Regions from separate parts of the Homo sapiens genome. Here regions 2, 3, 4 and 5 are each linked to region 1. The links are chromatin contacts, found by Hi-C or POLR2A ChIA-PET in ENCODE. All regions are on one chromosome and are shown on one strand. Each heading gives the region's core, a stretch centred on a gene start or an enhancer-like site at or near the end of the contact. The rest is flanking DNA. Distances are from core to core; before and after follow the strand shown. Region 1 holds the start of THRAP3 (thyroid hormone receptor associated protein 3). Region 2 has its middle 14 kb from the start of AIRIM. Region 3 holds the start of SMIM12 (small integral membrane protein 12). Region 4 holds the start of YRDC (yrdC N6-threonylcarbamoyltransferase domain containing). Region 5 holds the start of MEAF6 (MYST/Esa1 associated factor 6).

Region 1 (3,809 bases), core at 423-2,922:
ACCGTGTTCCCAGTATTTTACACTGGGCATTGTATACAGTAGACACCCAGAAAATCTTTGAATTTAAAATTACATTGGTTCAGCCCCGTGGCTCACGCCTGTAATCCCAGCACTTTGGAAGGCCGAGGCAGGTGGATCACTTGAGGTCAGGAGTCTGATACCAGCTTGGCCAACGTGGCGAAACCCCGTCTCCACAAAAAGTAGAAAAATTAGCCGGGTGGTGGCATATGCCCGTAAAATCAGCTACTCAGGAGGCTTAGGCAGGAGAATCGCTTGAACCTGGGAGGCAGATGTTGCAGTGACCCAAAATCGCACCACTGCCCTCCAGCCTGGGCGACATAGGGAGAATCTCAATAAATAAATAAATAAATAAATAAAAATAAAATCAATTAAATTAGAACGTTTTAAGAAGCACTGCGCAGTACGTCGACCACAAGAAGTGCTCAAAGAAGGAAGAAAGAGTAAGCCGTGTGCAAGGAATGCTGCCGAAGCCACTAAGGGCAAGGGCTGATGTGGCGTGGTCTGCTACTTGAGTTGAGCCTTGCAGCTTTTCTCTTAGGAAGAGCATTAGATTTCTTTATTAATTGATGTGTACTGTGTCTACTTTTCTCTGGAGGTGCAGAAATCCATCAAAACTGATCTCGGCTCTCAAAGAGCTCACAGTCTTGTCGGGGAAGGCCCCGATACTTACAGAGTAAGATGCAAACTTACTGTGGGAACACAGGCATAGGGAGGAGCTAGTCAACTTTGAAAGCATCACAGATGACCTATGAGATGGGTCTTAAATGTTCAGAGACACTAGAGCAGAAATTCCGGAGGAAACCAGCCTGTGCAAAACTGATAAACGCAGAGATTCTCAAATTTGTAGGTGGGTAAGAATCACCCGAGAGATCGGTTTAAAATGTAGACTGCAGGGAGACACTCCCCGGTAAACTTTTGGTTCAATACCCCAGTAGCACCCATTTTAACAAACTTCCCAGGACGACAGTCAGAAAATCATAGTTACAGAAGGCAGGCTGGGGAGAGGCGGTTTCTGGGTCTCCGAATGAGGTCACACAATTAAAATTAAAAAAACGAAACCAAACCAACCCCTCCATTTGCGTTGCGCTTTCAGGGTGCTTGAGGCTTTCCTGTGCCTTACTTTGTCGGAGCCTGGCAACATCGCTGTGGGGTAGAAATTACAAGTCTCATTTCACAGGGGAGGAAACAAGTTTAGAGAGGAGGGATGAATTTGCTCAAGGTCACAAAGCGGAAGGGAGCGCAGCAGAGACCAAAAACAGGGAGACTCGACTTCCAACTCGGAAGCTTTTCAACAAGGCAAGCTGGCCCGGAGTGGGTGGGGCTCAGACTCTCCCTCCAGGCTGGTTCCAAAATGGTGGGGGCAGTGGCGTCAGCAACGCCCCCGCCCCTTCCGTCCACCGCCCTCCTCCATCTCCAGGCCACCCAGGCGGGGGGAGGGGACGGCCCCGAGCAACCCACGTGACCGCCGACAACCGAGCGCGTGACGCAAAGCGGCGGGCCCAACGCTCGCCTTGTCTTTTGGGAAACGTAGTTCTGATGGCAGCCAAGTCGGCCAGGAGAGGAGGGCGTAGGACTACATTTCCCAGGAGGCAGCGGGTCTACGCCGTCGCCGTCGTCGGAGAGCGGAGACGCTGGGCGCGCTGTGGGGCGGGGGCGAGGTTCGGGCTGGTTGTTCCGTTGCGAGCTGCAGCTGCGATCTCTGTGGTAGGCCCAGGTGAGTGAGCGCCTCTGATGGAAGTTAGGGCAGCTTAACCGGCTCTAGTGGTTTCGTCTCTTATCTTTTTTCCCCAGCTGCTGGTCAGGGGCTCGGGGAAGGCCTGGCGTGGAGTCGCTCCCCCCAGCTTACACCCTGGCCTCTTCTGAGCGGGCTCCGTTCCCTCCGGCTCCTCCCCTTCCCCGCCCTTTAGGTCTTCCCCTGGCCCCGGCCTAGCTCCCAAGGCTCTTGGTCGCCTTCTCTGCAGAGCAGCTCCTACGCCGCTTTATCTTGCAGTCGGCCTGGGGGCGGCCACTCCCTACTCCTCCCGTTTTGGTCGTATGAACCCCGTTATTTGGATTTCTTTTCCCGGAACTCCCGAGTGCCCTTCCCCCCACCCAGTCCCCATTGGCCTGGTTCGGTCTTCTCCTAGGGCGCATGTGGCTGCCACTCAGTAAATGTTAGTACCGCTTCCGTTCTTTCCAGCCTGGTGGCCAAAAACGGGATAGTCCAAATTTGTCTCCTACGGGAATATTAGAGTTCTCACTTTTTTCTTGGGCTGGAGCTGAGGCCGGCTTGCATTCCAGTGGCAATCGGCGTGAGTTCTGCTTATATGAGGTGAATTATTTTGCTTCTCTTAGCACCTAAGCAACTTTTATCAACTGTTGTCTTTGACTTTACAAATCTTAGGGGTGGAGCATGGCAGCAGAAGCTGGGGAGCAGCAATGGTGCACAGAAGTTGGAAGCCATCAGTGGCAGTACAGTGTTTATGGGGAATTTGTTACTTGGGGTGAAGGGAAAGCCTCTGAGAGTATAGAAGGACCTGGCAAGAGAGAGGCAGTGAAGCTTCTGTTGGGAGCATAACAGAAGTATCCTGAACCAGTTGGCTTGGGTTTAAATCTTGGCCCTGCTATCTTTTGATCTTAGGTCAAGAGTCTTCATCTCCAGCTGCCTCAGTTTTCTTATCACTAAAACAGCAGTAAGTAACAGTGACCCCTTTACAGGGTTATTGTGGAGACTAAATGAGATAAAATAAAAATCACTTAGCCACTGTTAAAAAGTAATATCATCATTTATAGGTTTTTTTTTTAGAGTGTGCGCCGAGAGAGATGAGGCGTGTATCACACCGTTATTTTTCTTCTGTTTCAGATGACCCTGACTTTTTTCGTTTGTGGAAGTACTGTTGTAGTCTGTTCTGTAATTCTAGACAGTCTGACGTGTGTATTATGATTTAGAAGCTTGTTAAATAGCCAAAACCGGCTCCTGCCATGAACAACTTGTGGAGCAAATCGGGCTCAGTTTGTTCTTTGCCGGGAGATGTATTTTGTGAGCCAATGTTCATACGTTAATGATAAGTTTTACTGCAGCCATTTGGGCTTAATTGCATTTTGTAAGAGAGTTGTGTTGAGGTTTCTGTAAGAAGTGATTTGATTAAAAACCTCTATATCCAGTGTAATTCCATCTCTTTGTTTTTTAAACGTTTTAACACCAGAGAAAGATCTCCAATTTTGGAGACTGATGTTTTTAGTTTTGTAGACTAGGTACAGTTCAATTTTAGCAGTGGTGATGGTAGTAGTAGTACCACCTTAGTGTATTTATTTAATACCAAATATATAGGTACTTTTAAATTTGGTTTAGCCTGCAAAATATGGATTACAAAAAGAGTGATCTATTTTGTTCCGAGGAATTGGAGGGAGGAAGCTTGGAATATTTCTGAGATTAGCACAGAGATGGGAAATGTTGATGACTGGGAGGGTACACAGACATACGATTTATTATTATTATTATTTTTTGAGACAAAGTCTCGCGCTGTCACCCAGGCTGGAGTGCAGGGGCACAATCTCGGCTCACTGCAACCTCCGCCTCCTGGGTTCAAGCGATTCTCCTGCTTCTGCCTCCTGAGTAGCTGGGATTACAGGTGTGTGTCACCACGCCTGGCTCATTTTTGTATTTGTAGTAGAGACGGGGTTTCACCATGTTGGCCAGGCTAGTCTTGAACTCCTGACTTCAGGGGATCACCTGCCTCGGCCTCCCAAAGTGCTGGGATTACAGGCGTAAGCCACCGCGCCCGGCCACGATTTATTATTTTTAGAAT
Region 2 (3,676 bases), core at 424-2,923, 1.5 Mb after region 1:
CTAGGATACCGCAGCTTTACAGGAGGCCATGGCTATCAGCAGCCAGCCAGCTCTGTCAGAGACCACTGCCACCCCTTGCACCATCCCACTGGGTAGAGCAGAGCCCACCTTCTCCACGCCATGCAGCTGCAAAGGCCCCTGCACCATTTCTACCACTTGGGTCAATTCCCAAATGGGGCTGAGCCCCTTGCTGAGCTGGTAGGGATATAAGAATGGATAAGAAAAAAATAAAATCCTGCAGGAGCTGGATTTAAATTTAAAAAAAAATAGGCCGAGTGTGGTGGCTCACGCCTATAATTCCAGAGCTTTGAGAGGCCAAGGTAGGCAGATTTCTTTTATTTATTTATTTAGTTAGTTATGAGATGGAGCCTCACTATGTTGCCCTGCCTGGTCTCAAACTCCTGGGCTTAAGCGATCTGCCCGCCTCGGTCTCTCAAAGTGCTGGGATTACAGATGTGAGCCAAAGCACCAAGCCCAGCTCAGGTGGATCTCCTGAGCCCAGGAGTTCAAGACCAGCCTGGACAACATGGTGAAACCCTGACTCTACATTTTTTAAAAAAATTAAAAATTAAGTGTTAAAGGGAAGTACAAGTACTGTGCTGAGAAAGGAAGGGTTATTTTCATCTAGGGGTGTAAGAAGAGATAACAAAAAGGAGATGGTGTCTGAGTGGGGCTTGGAAAAATAAGAAAGTGGGTCTCTTTCCCGTAGCAGGAAACAATGTCTTGCCTTTGAGGTGGAGGTGGCAGTTAGGGGATGTTTTCTCTAGCAAAGACCCCAGCTCCTCCATAAGAGCAGGCAGCTTCTTCCAGGCAGAGTGCATTGACTAGAAATCTTTTCTGGAAAATGATAAGAAGGGGCCAGGAGCAGCTGCAGATGACTTAGGGAGTTGGGACTGACAGGCACCTCTTTAGGGCCTGTGGAGATACTGTCACGTAATAGGGATTGCCTGTAGCCAGAAGAGTGGATAACAGGGAGCCTTTGGGAGGGGGACAAGGCCAGAGGCCTCAATGACGGGTAACTAACCTGCTCTGCAAAGGCTCAAACTTCAACTTGGAGAAGAAAGGGTCTGTCCACAGTGCTGGGGCAGCTACAAGCAGTAGGACCAGAGAGAAGCTGGGCAGAACTGGCAACATAATTTGCAGGGCCCAGTGCCAAAGGAAAATCATTCGAAAACTGTTTAGAATTTCGAGAGTGACAGCAGAGCATGAAACCAACCTTGGGAACCCTTGTAAGTGTGGGTCACAGGCACATGAAGCCAGCCCTGAAGTGTGGGCTAGGGAAAGCAAGCAGGGGATAAGGCCACAGGAAGGGCAGCCACAGGAGCCTTCTGACCTAATGGTCTGATCAAAATGAAGAGAACCCATAAACACAGGTGGGTAATCCTGAGACACAGCCAGGGCCACACTCAACCATTCCTAGTTGCACCACTGAGGCCTTTGTAGCTCTCCCAATGACCCAGTCCACCCCAGCCAAACAGCATTCTCCAAGAGTCCAGGTCTCGCCCTATTTGGAGGACAGAGGGCATTTAAATTTCATCTCTCTGTGTTGGGGGAGCTCTAAATGCTGGGAAAAGATGTCATGCCTGGAGACCATCTGGGGAAAAGGCCTCCGGAGCTGTTTCTTTAATTTACAGAACTGACAACTGAGGGTAGGGGCCTTTGGCAAGTACAAAGGGTGATGGCCCAGAAAAGAATCAAAGTATTAATAACGGGCTCGGCTGGCACTGGCCTCCTGTCCCCCGCCCTGGGGTTCATGTGGCAGGGAAGCCTGATGTCTCTGTTTCAACAGTGGGATCAAAACTGGCTTTCAGAGCAACATAAGCCAGGGGTAATTTTTAGCACAGACGTAACTTTCTAGTTCCTTTTTCCTACCCCTCATTTTTCGGTTGCCTTTAAAGAGGCCGCAGAGAACTGAAAAACAAATCCAAGTTTAAAGAGACAAGTGCAAAAATGCAAACTGGGCAAGGGGACAGAGCCGCCAGCTGGACAAAATGTGCCTGGAAAACAGCATCCTCTGCTTGGCAGGTGCCAGGAATTTATGGTTGAGTTTTGCAGACGTTTCATCACATTACAAGCCAGCTCAGGAGACCCTCATAAAACTCTGCTTATATGAAAGAACAAACTAGCTGATAAAAGTCAGCTGTTGCCTATAAACGCACTGTGGGAATTGCAATTGAGTAGCGGATTTATTAGTCTGGGCTCTCTGTGCAAATTAAGAACTGCTCCACACGTTTCAATCAGAAGAGATGAGCCAGAGCAGAAAGGGTTGCTCCCCGCTCACATGATGGCCAGCAGGCCAGGCTGACCCCCACCCCCATCACTTACTCTACTAGAGACCAGAGGGAAGACTCTCACTGAAATTAAGTCACAGAGGAGCTAGTCTCACATTCCCCTATCTCGCCTCCCACAAAAACCCACAAAAACAATCAGTCACTCTCTCCATCCACTGCATTCCCCACACATCCTTCACAATAGCACTTCTCACGAAGAGCTTGCAGATCTGCCTGGCCTACTAAATCATGGACTTCTTTGATTTACCTCTGTATTGCTAATGATGAGTTCTGTGCTGGGCACACTGGGAGGCCTCAGAATGAATGGATATGGATGCGACAGACTCTAAAGCCCCATATACATAAGTTATGACTATCCCACCCCAAACAGCATGGAGGGGCCAGGGGAGCAATGCCGAGGTACCCATTGGACTTGAGGACTGGCAACAAAAAGGGGAAAAGAGGTGCAGTGAGGGAGTTATGAAGGCGTTTCTTCCCCAGAGAAGTGCGGTCTTTGTGGCTAGTCTACCCAGCCATCAATCTCTGTGCTAACTGCTGCCTTTTCTCAGGATGAAGGCTCTTTCTTAAGGAATGACTCTGCAACTGAACTAAGGGTACTTATTAAGGATGCAGATATCTAGCCCCTCCCCACACATACTAGACCAGAATCTCTGGGCTGGGGCCCTACAGTCTCGGAAAAATGACTTTGCTCTACGTGGAAACCAAGAAGGAGCCTTCCAGGAAGGATGGGGAGGAGGACAGTGCCTGGAAGGGGTACCCCTGTCATTCCTTCAGAATCACTGGCTTTCTCCTACCAGGCCCTGGCATCAAAGGCAAAAGTGTAGGACTCTGGTAGACCACGCCAGGATTTGCTCCAACCCTCTTGGCTATGGGGTCAGAAGGAAGGGTAACTGGCAAGGTTGCGGCTGTCCTGGAAGAGGCTTGGATACTTCATGTGCCACGGCCAAGTTGGATGGAGGTAGCTCTGCACTGCAGGATCCATGTCCTGTGCAGGGCTGGGTATCAGAAAACCTCACCCTTGTTACAGCTGAGTAGATGTTAGGCATGCTCTTGCCTTCTGTGGCAGAAAGGCAACAGTGATGTGGGGGAAAGCACCTTTCACCGGAACCAAGCAAGCCCTGGTGCAAATTCTGGCAACATTACTGACAAGCTGTGGGCATTTAGAAAGCTTACCAGGTCTCTGTCTCGGTCTCCTCATCTACCTAATGGAAGTAAGCATACTTGTTTCAATTCTCGTTGAGGGTTTAGAAAGATATTAAAGAGCCTAGCACAGAGCTATACACTTAGTGAGTGACTAATAAAGCTTAAGTGAATTTCAATCCCTTAAATGCTCACAAATGTACCCAAAGCCCTCACTATCTCCTCTCGCTTAAACCTTACAACCC
Region 3 (3,552 bases), core at 356-2,855, 1.4 Mb before region 1:
GACTCCCCCGCTTATTGTCTCAGCACCAGGCACTATGATGACAATTTACACACTAATCATCATTTGATCCTCATAACACCTCTATGATGTAGGAATTATTAGCCCAGACTCTTGTGAAGGCCACAAAGGCTCACAGACATTATGTTAACTTATCCAAGATCACTAGAAGTGATAGAGCCACTGATTTTGAACCCAGGCCTCTCCAATTTCAAAGCCTACACTCTTTCTAGTGGGAAGAACACACTGCAGAGGTATACGGTTTCTGTCCAAACCCTGGACTTAGGGAGAGCTTCCTACAGTTTTTTCCCATCAGCCTGGCATTTCATTACCTAGAAGAGCTTTCCTTTTCCCAAACTCTGAGATTGTACTCAGGGATTTATGAAATTCAGAGACATAGTAATAGTTAAAAGAGGCACCTCTGAAGAATCCCAAACCTAATACTTCTCCATTTTACTTCCACCTTTAAAGCAAGTCCTCTGTATAAGTAAATGCTTCCCTAAATAGCAACTGTCCGTTCAGATTTCCAAACCTGTCTTAAAACATATCGCGCATGAGTTCACAACTATCTCTCACATGCAGCATAAAGTCTCTCGCTACCGTCCTGCTCACATTCTAATCATTCCCAAATAAGTCAATTCATTCCTTTATTCGACACTTATAACCACTTACTCTGTGTCAGGCACGATGCTGGCTTACCCTGTCTGCGTTTCTCAAGACACTTTAAGCTCCAAAAGGCTAAGAACCGTGTCTGTCTGGCCCAATTATGCCCTATCCATCCAGGCACCTCTCCTACCCTGCCTGGCAGAGTGCCCAAAAAAGGTCTGCTGAACGAATGAATGACAGCCCAAACTCCCTAGTGTAAAATCACAACATCCTCCACCCACTCTCCCCCAAAAGGTGGCAGGAGCATAACAGATGCCTTTGCTGATTACAAAAACCTAAAGACTCCATCATAGTCGTCCCCAGGCAGGGTATCACAATGAAAGAGGCAAAAGTGTCTGAAAAACACTGTGACGCATATTTCCAGCCCGGCATGGAGGACGTCTGCCAAAAGCATCCGGTAAAGGTCAACTGGGCTGCTGGGAAACCTGCCCCAGTGCGAGGGCCCGGAGGCCCAACGAGGCCAGAAGCCGTAGTCCCAAATTCAAGAACTACTAACAAGGACACAGGAGGCCTGAGAAGGCGGAAGAATTAGCCCTGACAGTCACTAGAGCGCAGTCCAGGAATGGGAGCGCAAGTAAGGCGAAGGTCCATCCAAATGGCTACCCTTCTCCCTTCTGTGAGTCTCCCGGTCCCCTGTCCCTAGCCCACCTCATTCATGGCCTCATCAACGTCCGTCCTCATTGAGGTGCCGAGAAGCCCTGTCTGCGGAGGGCTACCTGGGCTCCCAGACTTGGCACCAGAACACCCGCCAGAGAGGGGAGCTGGCAGATCTGGCCGGGACCGGGGTGGACCCTAGCGATCACTCCTCCCGTAACTCAGAGGTTACTGGCCTGGGCTGACCCGACCTGCTCGCCGGGACCGCGCGCTCACCTGCGGCCCAGCCCACACTCCCCAGTGCGGCCCCCGCTCTCCGCCCGCTCGCCGGGAGCACGGAAGTCGCCGCACCCAGCGGCCCGCGGGACCTTGCCCTGTGACCCTGCCCACTGGCCGCCGGCTCTCTCGGAGCGCAGGGATTGGCTGAACTTCAGCCAAAGGACGGAAGGAAGCTAGGCGTCCGCAACTGGGCCCCACTGCGCTGAAATGGACGTCGCGCCCTCTGTTGGCCGGGAGGTTTCTCAGTGATGTCGCCACGTGTTTTCTGCGTGGAAAAAGTGAAAGATCATCCAGTCATTTTTTTCAACTGATGTTTATTAGGCGTCTTCTAAGACCTAGGTCTGGGCACGCAAAAACAAAAGACATGATCCCTGACCTCAAGAAGCTCTTCTTAGAAGAGTATATTTTAGTGCTTTAAGACCTCTTGGGATCCGGGCTAGCTTTCTAGTGACCTTGGGAACATTATTAACCTGTCTGAGCCTCCCTTCCCCTTCTGTGTAGAGGTAATAACACCCATTTCGCAAGGATGGTGTGAGGGTTGGAAGAGATAATATTTGTAAAGTACTGTGGCAGGCACACAGCCAGCAGGGAAATAAATGTGGCTATTGTTAGTGTAAAAATAATTCAAATATAGTAAAACCTAAGTCTTACATGACCTCTTGGGTACAAGTATTCACTTCCTCCTCTGTGTCCCCACTGTACCCTATACAGACATCAATTTTATCATATACAGAAAAGTCCCAAAGCTCAAGCTTGTTAATGCTCCCACAAGGCCCTTCCCACCCTCATCCCACTAATCTCAGCCTGCATATTTATTTTGCTCGCACATACTAAACCCGGCAGACCACACTGTTTCACACCTCAGTGCCTTATTGATGCTTTTTCATCTACCTTCCCACCTTTTTTGTTGTTGTTGTTCAATTTCACTCTTGTTGCCTGGGCTGGAGTGCAATGGCGTGATCTCGGCTCACCGCAACCTCCGCCTCCCAGGTTCAAGTGATTCCCCTGCCTCAGCCTCCTGAGTAGCTGGGATCACAGGCATGCACCACCACGCCCGGCTAATTTTGTATTTTTAATAGAGAAGGGGTTTCTCCATGTTGGGGAAGCTGGTCTCGAACTCCCGACCTCAGGTGATCTGCCCGCATCGGCCTCCCAAAGTGCTGGGATTACAGGCGTGAGCCACTGCGCCTGGCCGCTTTTTTTTTTTTTTTTAACAGGACTCTCGCTCTGTTGCCCAGGCTAGAGTGCAGTGGCACAATCATAGCTCACTGCAGCCTCAACCTCCTGGGCTCAAGTGATCCTCCCACTTCAGCCTTCCGAGTAGCTGGGACCACAGATGCACACCACCAGGCCTGGCTAATTTTTGTACTTTTTGTAGAGACTGGGTTTCACCATGTTGCTAGGGCTGGTCTCGAACTCCTGAGCTCAAGCAATCCGCCCGCCTCAGCCTCCCAAAGTGCTGGGATTACAGGCATGAGCCACCGTGCCTGGCCATGTAGTGCCCTTCCCACCTTTCTTTACTATGCCAGATTGTGCTCTGGCACAATTTTCAAGCTTAAGGGTCACCTCCAGAGGAAGCCTCATACATAGACTGCTTATCACATTAGACACCCTTCCTCTATTATCTCAAACAGCTCAAAGCTAAGCTCTGGCAGTGAAGATGGAGAAAAGGGAACAGTATTGTAGGGGCCAAGGTTCACTGAAAATCAACTGACAAAAGGCAGATTAATAGGAGAAAAGACATACAAAATTTTATTTTAACGTGCATAGCACGGGGCGGGGAGGCGAGGGGGTGGGAAGGGAAGGGTCACAGGAGAATGATTACCCAATAACCCAATGGGGTACAGAAGCGTATACACTCTTTTTCATAGGGGAAGGGGAGAGATGGAGAATATAGACAATTCTTCTGAGGGCAGCAAGTGATTCTTAGGGCGAAAAAATGGACAGAAATTAACTTGTAAATGATTCTCTTTAGAATTTGAATGAGCCCGAGAAACAGGCATCATCTTGTGAAAA
Region 4 (3,587 bases), core at 875-3,374, 1.6 Mb after region 1:
TGGCAGAGATAAGAGAACAGGGGCGAGAATCAAAAACTGGTTAAAAATCTGAGTCAGTCACTTAATGGCTGTGTGACCTGGAACAAGTGATTTAACTTTCTGGAGGCTAAACTTCATCTTTTTTTTTTTTTTTAAGAGACAGAGTCTCGCTCTAGAGCCCTGCCTGGAGTACAGTGGCACAATCTGAGCTCACTGTAACCTCTGCCTCCCAGGTTCAAGTGATTCTCCTGCCTCAGCCTCCCAAGTAGCTGGGATTACAGGCATGCGCCACCATGTCTGGCTAATCTTTGTATTTTTTATTAGAGATGGAGTTTTGCCATGTTAGCCAGGCTGGTCTCAAACTCCTGACCTCACATGATCCACCTGCTTGGGCCTCCCAAAGTGCTGGGGTCACAGGCATGAGCCACTGCCCTTGGCCTTCTTCATCTTTCTTTACAGCACTGTCGTGAAGATTTATAGCCTAACTGTGTTCTCCAGAAACTGTTATCTCCAGAAAAACAGGAAGACATTGTTCTTATAATCTTTCCTATTATTATAAAGACTGAAGAAAAGACCAATTCTCCCCCTGGCTTTTCAGACTTTGAGATAAAATCTTTCAAATTTTTTTAATTTATATTGCCCCCCACCACCTCCCTGCCAGCTGGGCAACCTTCCCACTGTTGGCCCAAGAACTCTCATGCCTGGCCATCCCAGTGTACTATCAATGCCACTGATTCACAGAAAACAGTATGTGCGCTGGTGACATTTCCAGGGGAAGGACTGGGTAAACTCACCTCGACATTCAGAGAACTGGCCTGGGAGCTGAGGTTGGCACTAGTGAGAGCAAGCGGACCCTCAAACATCTGAGCCAAGTCTTGCATAAAAGCATGATCAGGAATCCGAATGCCTACAAGCTGTAAGGCAAGGGGAAAGGGATCATGAGAAAGGTTGGAAGGGATAAGAGGGTAAGTCTTATCTGGATCCTAGTGAAAGCCAAGTGGCCTGGAGTCTGGGGACACAAGAGAAAACTTGACTCACAGGCGTAAAAGGGTTTAGGTCCTTGTTGAGCTCCTCCGAGCGTTCCATCACCAGGGTCACTGGTCCTGGCAGTAGGTCTTTCAGGAGCCCCTCAGGTACTCTCACACGGCAGTATCTGGGAAACACAGAAGAATAAATCCATTCAAAATTGAAGGGCCACTGGTGGTCCTTTCCTAGACTCTAGGCAGACGTAGAAAAGGAATCCTTCGAGTTTACAATGGGAGCCGCCTGTCTCCCTGCTTCACCTCCCTAAGAGCTTGAGCAGAAAGCAGGGCTCCAGAGGCGCACCCCTGGCTTGACGCCCATGTGCCTCTGGTCTCAGGGACTACAACAGCTGCACCGCTGTGATATCATGATAGTGGGATCAAGCTCCACGTTTTATTTTCTTCAAGGCATTCGCTATTAAATTAAGCTACTGTGTTTGTTTGCTTTTTTCCCGGGGGCCTCCCCAATTAGCACAAATACGCCAAGGGAACAGGGTCCCTGCCTTTCTCGTGTGTTGCTGCTTCCCAGCAGCATGTAGTTCAGGGCCCGGGGCACGTTAAGTCCTCGGTACATATTTCCAGTTCCGGATTCCTTGGTGAGCCTGGACAAGCCCCTCCCGCTCTCTGCGCCTCAGTCTCCCAAGCCTGTCACCGGAAACCCCTCCCGCGGTGCCGCCCCTAGCGGGGCCGGGTCGGGGCGGCCTTACCTGTAGACGTCGGCCACGCGGCCGAGGCATACGGCCAGAGGCTTGGCCTCGCTGCGACCCTTGAGGCGGTACACAGCGCGCAGAGCCGCCGAGCAGCTCGCCGCGCAGGCCAGGCCGTACAGCGTATCGGTGGGGACGGCCACCACGGCGCCGGCGCGCAGCTCGGCCACGGCGGCCCGCAGCGCCTCGGTCCAGCCGGCGCGCTCCGGGCTCGCGGCCTGCACGGCCCCGCTCCCCGGGAGCCGCAACAGCCGGGCGCCGGGGGCCGCCGGAGCGGGACTCGGCGGGCGGAAGAGGCGACCGCTCCGGGAGCCAGCAGGCCCCTCGCTCAACCCCACGCTGGCAGCCACCGCGGCCCTCATCCCCCTGCACCGACGCGCCGGAGACATCCGCCCAGGCCCGCTTCCGGGAGGAAGTGACGCTCCCAGCCAGCTTCCGGTCCAGGAGACTCGGCCCCGCCTCTGCGCCGGGCAGCTTAAAGGGACCACGACCCCCAGGAGGATTGAAGGAGACCGGTGGGGACGGGGCGGGGCGCAGCCTTGCGAAGCCCTAACGCAGCGCTGGGGAGGGGGGCGGCCGAAAGGGGGGCGGTGGTCGGGCCGCGCAAGCGGAGATGGAATGGGGCCCGGGCTCAGACTGGTCACGGGGGTGAGAGGGGGCCCGTCGGGGCGGGAGGAAGGGGCTTGGCCCCGCGCAAGCGCCGGCCCTGACCGTCTGTCTCTCGCTCTCTCCCGGGCAGGGAGGCTGCCGGCGTGGACCGCGGGAAGGCGGGGCTGGGGCTCGGCGGGAGGCCACCCCCACAGCCGCCCCGGGAGGAGCGCGCCCAGCAGCTGCTGGACGCGGTGGAGCAGCGGCAGCGGCAGCTCCTGGACACCATCGCAGCCTGCGAGGAGATGTTACGGCAGCTGGGCCGCCGGCGCCCGGAGCCGGCTGGTGGCGGGGTTAGTGCCCACCCTGGGCTGGGCTGGGGTGGGGTGGGGTCTGCCCACTGGCTAGGCTGGCCAAGCCCTAGCTTACCCTGGAGGGGGGAAGTATGTCTCCGCCGCTTTATCCCTAACCTCCTTTGATCTGGTGAGAGGTTTCGAAAAAGTTAATACTATCCAAATGCCAAATGGCCACATCCTTGTGGGGCCTAATCCAAGGCCTTGCCTCCCAGCCTCACTTTTTTCCTTTCTGTTCCAACTAGAACGTCTCAGCCAAACCTGGAGCGCCCCCCCAGCCGGCTGTCTCCGCCAGAGGCGGCTTTCCAAAGGATGCTGGCGATGGAGCTGCGGAGCCCTGACCATCCCCGAGCAGAATACCCTGACTTCTCTCCCTCCCCAGGGCCGGTGGCTGGACTCTGAACAACTCCCTTCAGTAAAGGGGCCAGTCTTCACTGGCAGTGGCTGGTACTTGGCTCTCAGCCTGGAGTGGCAGCTCTGCTAGCAGCTGGGTTCACTCCCACTTCATCCTGGCTGAAAGCAGTGCTGTGCTTTGAAATGCAGCCAATGAATACCCAGTCTGATTACCCAGATTTGGGCAGACCAGCAGTGCTCGCCAGAGTGGTCTGGCCTGCTATGGGGGATCCAGGTGGTGTTACATGTCCATTTCATGTTTTGGGGGCTTTTAGCCCCACAAAACACCTTCAGTAGAGCCTTGATTAAAAGGAAACCTGCAGACTCTCCTGGTGACCGACGTTTCCTTTCTGTCCCCTCTCCAAGACTGATGGCTGGGAAGGGGGGAGTGGTGGAAAAATGTCAACTATGGGCAGGGTTGGTAAGAAATGCCACAGATACTACCAGATTTAAATAAGCATTTAATTAGGATTTCATTAGTATTTAATATTGCTTTTTCAATTCCAAAAAGTTAAATTTTCACTTTTTAGCAGATATTTTAAAGT
Region 5 (3,705 bases), core at 1,127-3,626, 1.3 Mb after region 1:
ATATTAATATATATTATAGAAAGTAAGAGAAAGCAAATGTCACAACACATTAACAATTTGTGAATATAGGTAGGAGGGTATCAAGTGTTCATATACTATTCTTCCCATTTTCCTATAATTTGAAGATTTTCTAAAAGTTTAGAAATTTTTTAAAAATAATATTACTAAGTAAGCAGTGGTACAGCTGGCACACAGGTATGGCAAAAATTGTGAGGGTCAGTTGGGCGTGGTGGCTCACCCCTTTAATTCCAACACTTTGAGAAGCTGAGGCAGGAGGACTGCTTGAAACCAGGAGTTCCAGGCCTGCCTGAGCAACAAAGTGAGATCCCACTTCTACAAAAAAAAGTTTTTAATTAGTCAGGTACAGTATGGTGTGCCTGTAGTCCCAGCTAATTGGGAGGCTGAGGTGGGAGGATCACTTCAGCCCAGGAGTCTGAGGCTGCAGTGAGCTAAGTTCGTGCTACTGCACTCCAGCCTGGACAACAGCGTGAGACCCTGTCTCTTAGAAAAAAGAAAAGTGGCCAGGCGTGGTGGCTCACACCTGTAATCCCAACACTTTGGGAGGCCAAGGCAGCAGATCACCTGAGGTCAGGAGTTCGAGACCAGCCAGGCCAACATGGAGAAACCTCGTCTCTACTAAAAATAAAAAAATTAGCCAGGCATGGTGGCACGCACCTGTAATCCCAGCTACTCAGGAGGAAAAAGAAAAAAAGAAAAGAAAAATACTGTGAGGGTAGAACTCATGACTGATTAAAATGTGTAAAAAATTTAATAGAATGCTATTGTATAAAGATACTGTATTTAAGCCTCACACAACCCTGTGCCATAGGCCCAACTTTCGCTATTTTACAGATGTGAGCCTTGTCTAAGATTATTCGGTGAGGCAGTGCCTGAGCCAGAGTCCAAGAGTTCAAGTCCAGATCACACCACTACTTTACTACTGCCTCCAGCAAAGTTGCCACTAAGAGCATACAGTCCTAAAAACAAACGTTACTAGGGCACAATAGGAACACTACAGGCTTTCGACACTCACTTTTGGTTGGTCAGATACCGATCCCAGCCACGAATAATATTGCCATACATCTGAGTGTCTTCCAGGTAGCTTCCCTCAAAAGCATAGATCTGTCGCTCCAAATTTGCCAATGTTTCCTGAGAGATGAAAAACAAGGACATGAATGATACCTTTTAAATGCAAACACTTAAGTCTGGCCAAAATGAAATCCTGATATTAGACTCGTAAACGCAAGCTTGCCCACACTAAACCACCCTGTGGAGAGATGGAAGATACGGGGAGGAGGAGCCGTTTAGGACTAAGACAGTCTAGACCTTTGGGGGTGATGGACCCCTGAATGTATAAAGCATGTCTCCAGAAAAATACACACACACGCGAAATTTTGCATATACTTTAGAGGATTCACGGAAACCATGAGTCAAGAGCCCAGGCTAACGCAGAACTTGGGCGATGTCCACTCCCACGCACAAAAGGTATCGCTACCAGGAGAGGGAAAGGTGAGCAGCCTTTCAGCGTCAACTCGCTCCCCTCCCCGCAGGCTCAAGAGAGGCCGCCGACACCGGGCTGCCAGTTGCTATGGAAACCTAGAAGGGCAGCTTCAGGTGAGAGGGGCCTCCCGGGTGCCCAAGCCGAGACGCGGGGGCAGGAAGAGCTTAGCCACCAGAGTGCATTGGGCCTTGGGTGCCTGTCACAATTCTGAATTCTCCGGAATGTGTTCTTCTCCCTCGCCTGTCACCTTCTAGATGTTCCCAAACACATCACAACCCTGTCTATCAAAAACCTCCATTCAACGGATCTACTCCCAGTACCAAAAAGAACACGCTCCCCACCAGCCTCCAAAGTCCAGACGGGGTGACTGGGTCCCCCTCCCACACTAGCCTCCTTCCCCACCCCCTCCCCGCAAAGATCACGGACTAGCCCGCCTCGCCCACCCCCGCGGCTCACTGACGCTCGCCCTTCCTAGCGCCCTCTCCCCGGGCCCCGGCACCGTCCTCCCTCCACGCCCCCTCCTGCGGCTGCCGCTTCCCCTCCCCCTCCCGCGCTCCCGGCTCTCTCCCGGCTCCGGATTCGCACAGCCGGGAAGCTGAACCGCCGGCGGGCCGCAGAATGCGCACCCGGCCTCAGGCCGCCGAGCACCCGGCCCGCCGCGCCGCGCCCCCGGAGTAACAAACGGCCTAGCGCGGCCGGGCTTGGGGCCTGGAGGCGGGGCGGGCGCGGAGCCCCATGCCGTGCAACCCCTGTCCTAGCCCCTCACCGCCAGCTCCTGCTTCCGCTTCACGAGCTCCGCCAGCTCCCGCCGGGTGTCCGGGATCTGCGGCGGCGCCGCCTTGTTGTGCATCGCCATGTTGGGCTGAGGCGGGCGGCGGCGGCGCGAGGTTGGGGGCGGTCCCTGCGCCGCCAGGGGGCGCCCCCCCGCTCTGCGCCTGCGCGCGCGGCTTCCGGAGACGCGTGCAGCGCCGTGCCGAGCTTCGCTAAGGCCGGGGCTCTCGAAGGTCCTTCTCGGAGAGCTCTAGAGATGCGGCTTCTGCTTTCTGCCGTTTCCTGCCCCTCGGCTGGCCGCCGGCTTTACAGACGCCACAAATCCACCGCGTCCAAAGCCTAGCTCGTCCTCAGGCCTCCGAGTCTCCTGTGCGCCCCGCTTCAGTCCACTTCAGTGAATGACTTTCACTATCCACCGAATTGCCTGCGTCAGAAACGCGGTTTTCCTCACTCTGCACCTGGAGTAAAACGCGATCCCAGGTCAAGCTCTATGGACTCGACTCCGGAAGAGCTCGCGAATCCATTTGCTTGTGCCTGCGCCTTCTGCCACCTCACTAGTTCATTCAGGCCCTCCCTGTTTGGGGCTACATTATTCCAGCGGCTTATTTCCACCTTTAGCCCCACTTAATCCACTATCCACAGTGGTGCCAGGATCTTCCAGAAACAAATGTTATCACTCCCCGGTTTAAAGTCTTTCAGTGGCTTCCCATTTTCCCAGTGCCCTTTGGAGAAACAAGTATGTGTAGTGGTTAAGGGCACAAAACTGGAGCGAGAACTACCTTGTTCAAAATCCTATCGCTACATCGATAAAGTGTGCTCCTTTGGGCAAATAACCAAATCTCAACTCCCTCATCTGTAAAATACAAGCAGTAATAGAATCTACCTAATACATTTGCTGTGAGGAGTAAATCACCTAATATGTGTAAGGGGTTTGGCAGGCGCCAATGACTGTGCAAGTACGAGTTCGCTTTTATCGTTAAGTCCAAGGTGTAAACGTTGTTTTCACTTGGCCCCTGTGGATTTCTCCGTCCTCAGCTCTCCATCTTTCACTGTTCTGCAGTTTCGCTATCATAAGTCTAAGTGGGATATTTTTTCTTCCTTTTGTTTTGTTTCTTGCTTGGAAGTCTTTGGATTTCTATAATATGTGGGTTGGTATCTTCCACCAGTTTTGGGAAATCGCAGTCATTTTTCTTCAGATGCCTGTCTCATTTCTCTCTCCTTCTGGAACTCGAACATAAGAAGCTTTTTAACCTACCGTCTATATTTTCCATCTTTTTGTCCCTCTGTGCTGCATTCTGAATAACTGGTTTCGTGTGCGGATCTTGTAACCTGCCATCTTGCTGAACTCCCTTACTAATTTTAGGGGGGGTTGTATAGATTCCTTGGAATTTTTACATAGATAATAATTTCATCTGCAAATAAATAGGGAGTTT

The links. Hi-C counts contacts between places; a loop is a spot of excess contacts on that map. ChIA-PET counts read pairs that join two places held with the same protein, here RNA polymerase II (POLR2A). Pooled maps may share reads with other maps.
Region 2: a pooled map shows a loop between it and region 1 (4-fold over the local background). The contact joins the enhancer-like site here to the promoter of THRAP3 in region 1. A Hi-C loop is called at or near these places in 2 of 50 pooled maps.
Region 3: a map of CD4-positive, alpha-beta T cell shows a loop between it and region 1 (5-fold over the local background). The contact joins the promoter of SMIM12 here to the promoter of THRAP3 in region 1. A Hi-C loop is called at or near these places in 1 of 168 maps with a recorded cell type or tissue (CD4-positive, alpha-beta T cell) and 7 of 50 pooled maps. POLR2A ChIA-PET finds 5 or more read pairs at or near these places in 1 of 52 experiments (activated CD4-positive, alpha-beta T cell).
Region 4: a loop to region 1 is called in a pooled map, with 14 times the contacts of the local background. The contact joins the promoter of YRDC here to the promoter of THRAP3 in region 1. A Hi-C loop is called at or near these places in 7 of 50 pooled maps. POLR2A ChIA-PET finds 5 or more read pairs at or near these places in 2 of 52 experiments (HEK293T and T-cell).
Region 5: a pooled map shows a loop between it and region 1 (13-fold over the local background). The contact joins the promoter of MEAF6 here to the promoter of THRAP3 in region 1. A Hi-C loop is called at or near these places in 6 of 50 pooled maps.

Annotation. Positions count from the first base shown.
Region 1 is chr1:36,222,771-36,226,579 of GRCh38, forward strand. THRAP3 (thyroid hormone receptor associated protein 3) reads left to right here and starts at 1,673. Exons shown (of 12, transcript NM_005119.4): 1 at 1,673-1,735. RefSeq lists enhancers at 470-639, 850-1,149, 1,063-1,590, 1,550-1,759, 1,591-2,119 and a silencer at 1,300-1,419.
Region 2 is chr1:37,674,623-37,678,298 of GRCh38, forward strand. No RefSeq gene overlaps it. Among named protein-coding and RNA genes, the nearest start is that of AIRIM, 14 kb to the right of the region's middle. Within about 2 kb of position 1,674, at least 5 of the 41 ENCODE cell types and tissues checked have a DNase peak (open chromatin) inside an H3K27ac peak, as active enhancers do.
Region 3 is chr1:34,858,144-34,861,695 of GRCh38, forward strand. SMIM12 (small integral membrane protein 12) reads right to left here and starts at 1,606. Exons shown (of 2, transcript NM_138428.6): 1 at 1,534-1,606. RefSeq lists a silencer at 1,428-1,557.
Region 4 is chr1:37,806,084-37,809,670 of GRCh38, forward strand. YRDC (yrdC N6-threonylcarbamoyltransferase domain containing) reads right to left here and starts at 2,125. Exons shown (of 5, transcript NM_024640.4): 1 at 1,709-2,125; 2 at 1,018-1,132; 3 at 774-893. The coding sequence starts at 2,097. C1orf122 (chromosome 1 open reading frame 122) reads left to right here and starts at 1,707. Exons shown (of 3, transcript NM_198446.3): 1 at 1,707-2,356; 2 at 2,448-2,649; 3 at 2,895-3,371. The coding sequence starts at 2,322. The coding sequence ends at 2,990. It overlaps MTF1 (metal regulatory transcription factor 1), which reads right to left. Exons shown (of 11, transcript NM_005955.3): 11 at 3,491-3,587. RefSeq lists silencers at 1,775-2,034, 2,215-2,764.
Region 5 is chr1:37,512,390-37,516,094 of GRCh38, forward strand. It overlaps MEAF6 (MYST/Esa1 associated factor 6), which reads right to left and starts at 2,377. Exons shown (of 7, transcript NM_001270875.3): 1 at 2,268-2,377; 2 at 1,034-1,149. The coding sequence starts at 2,357. RefSeq lists a silencer at 1,962-2,561.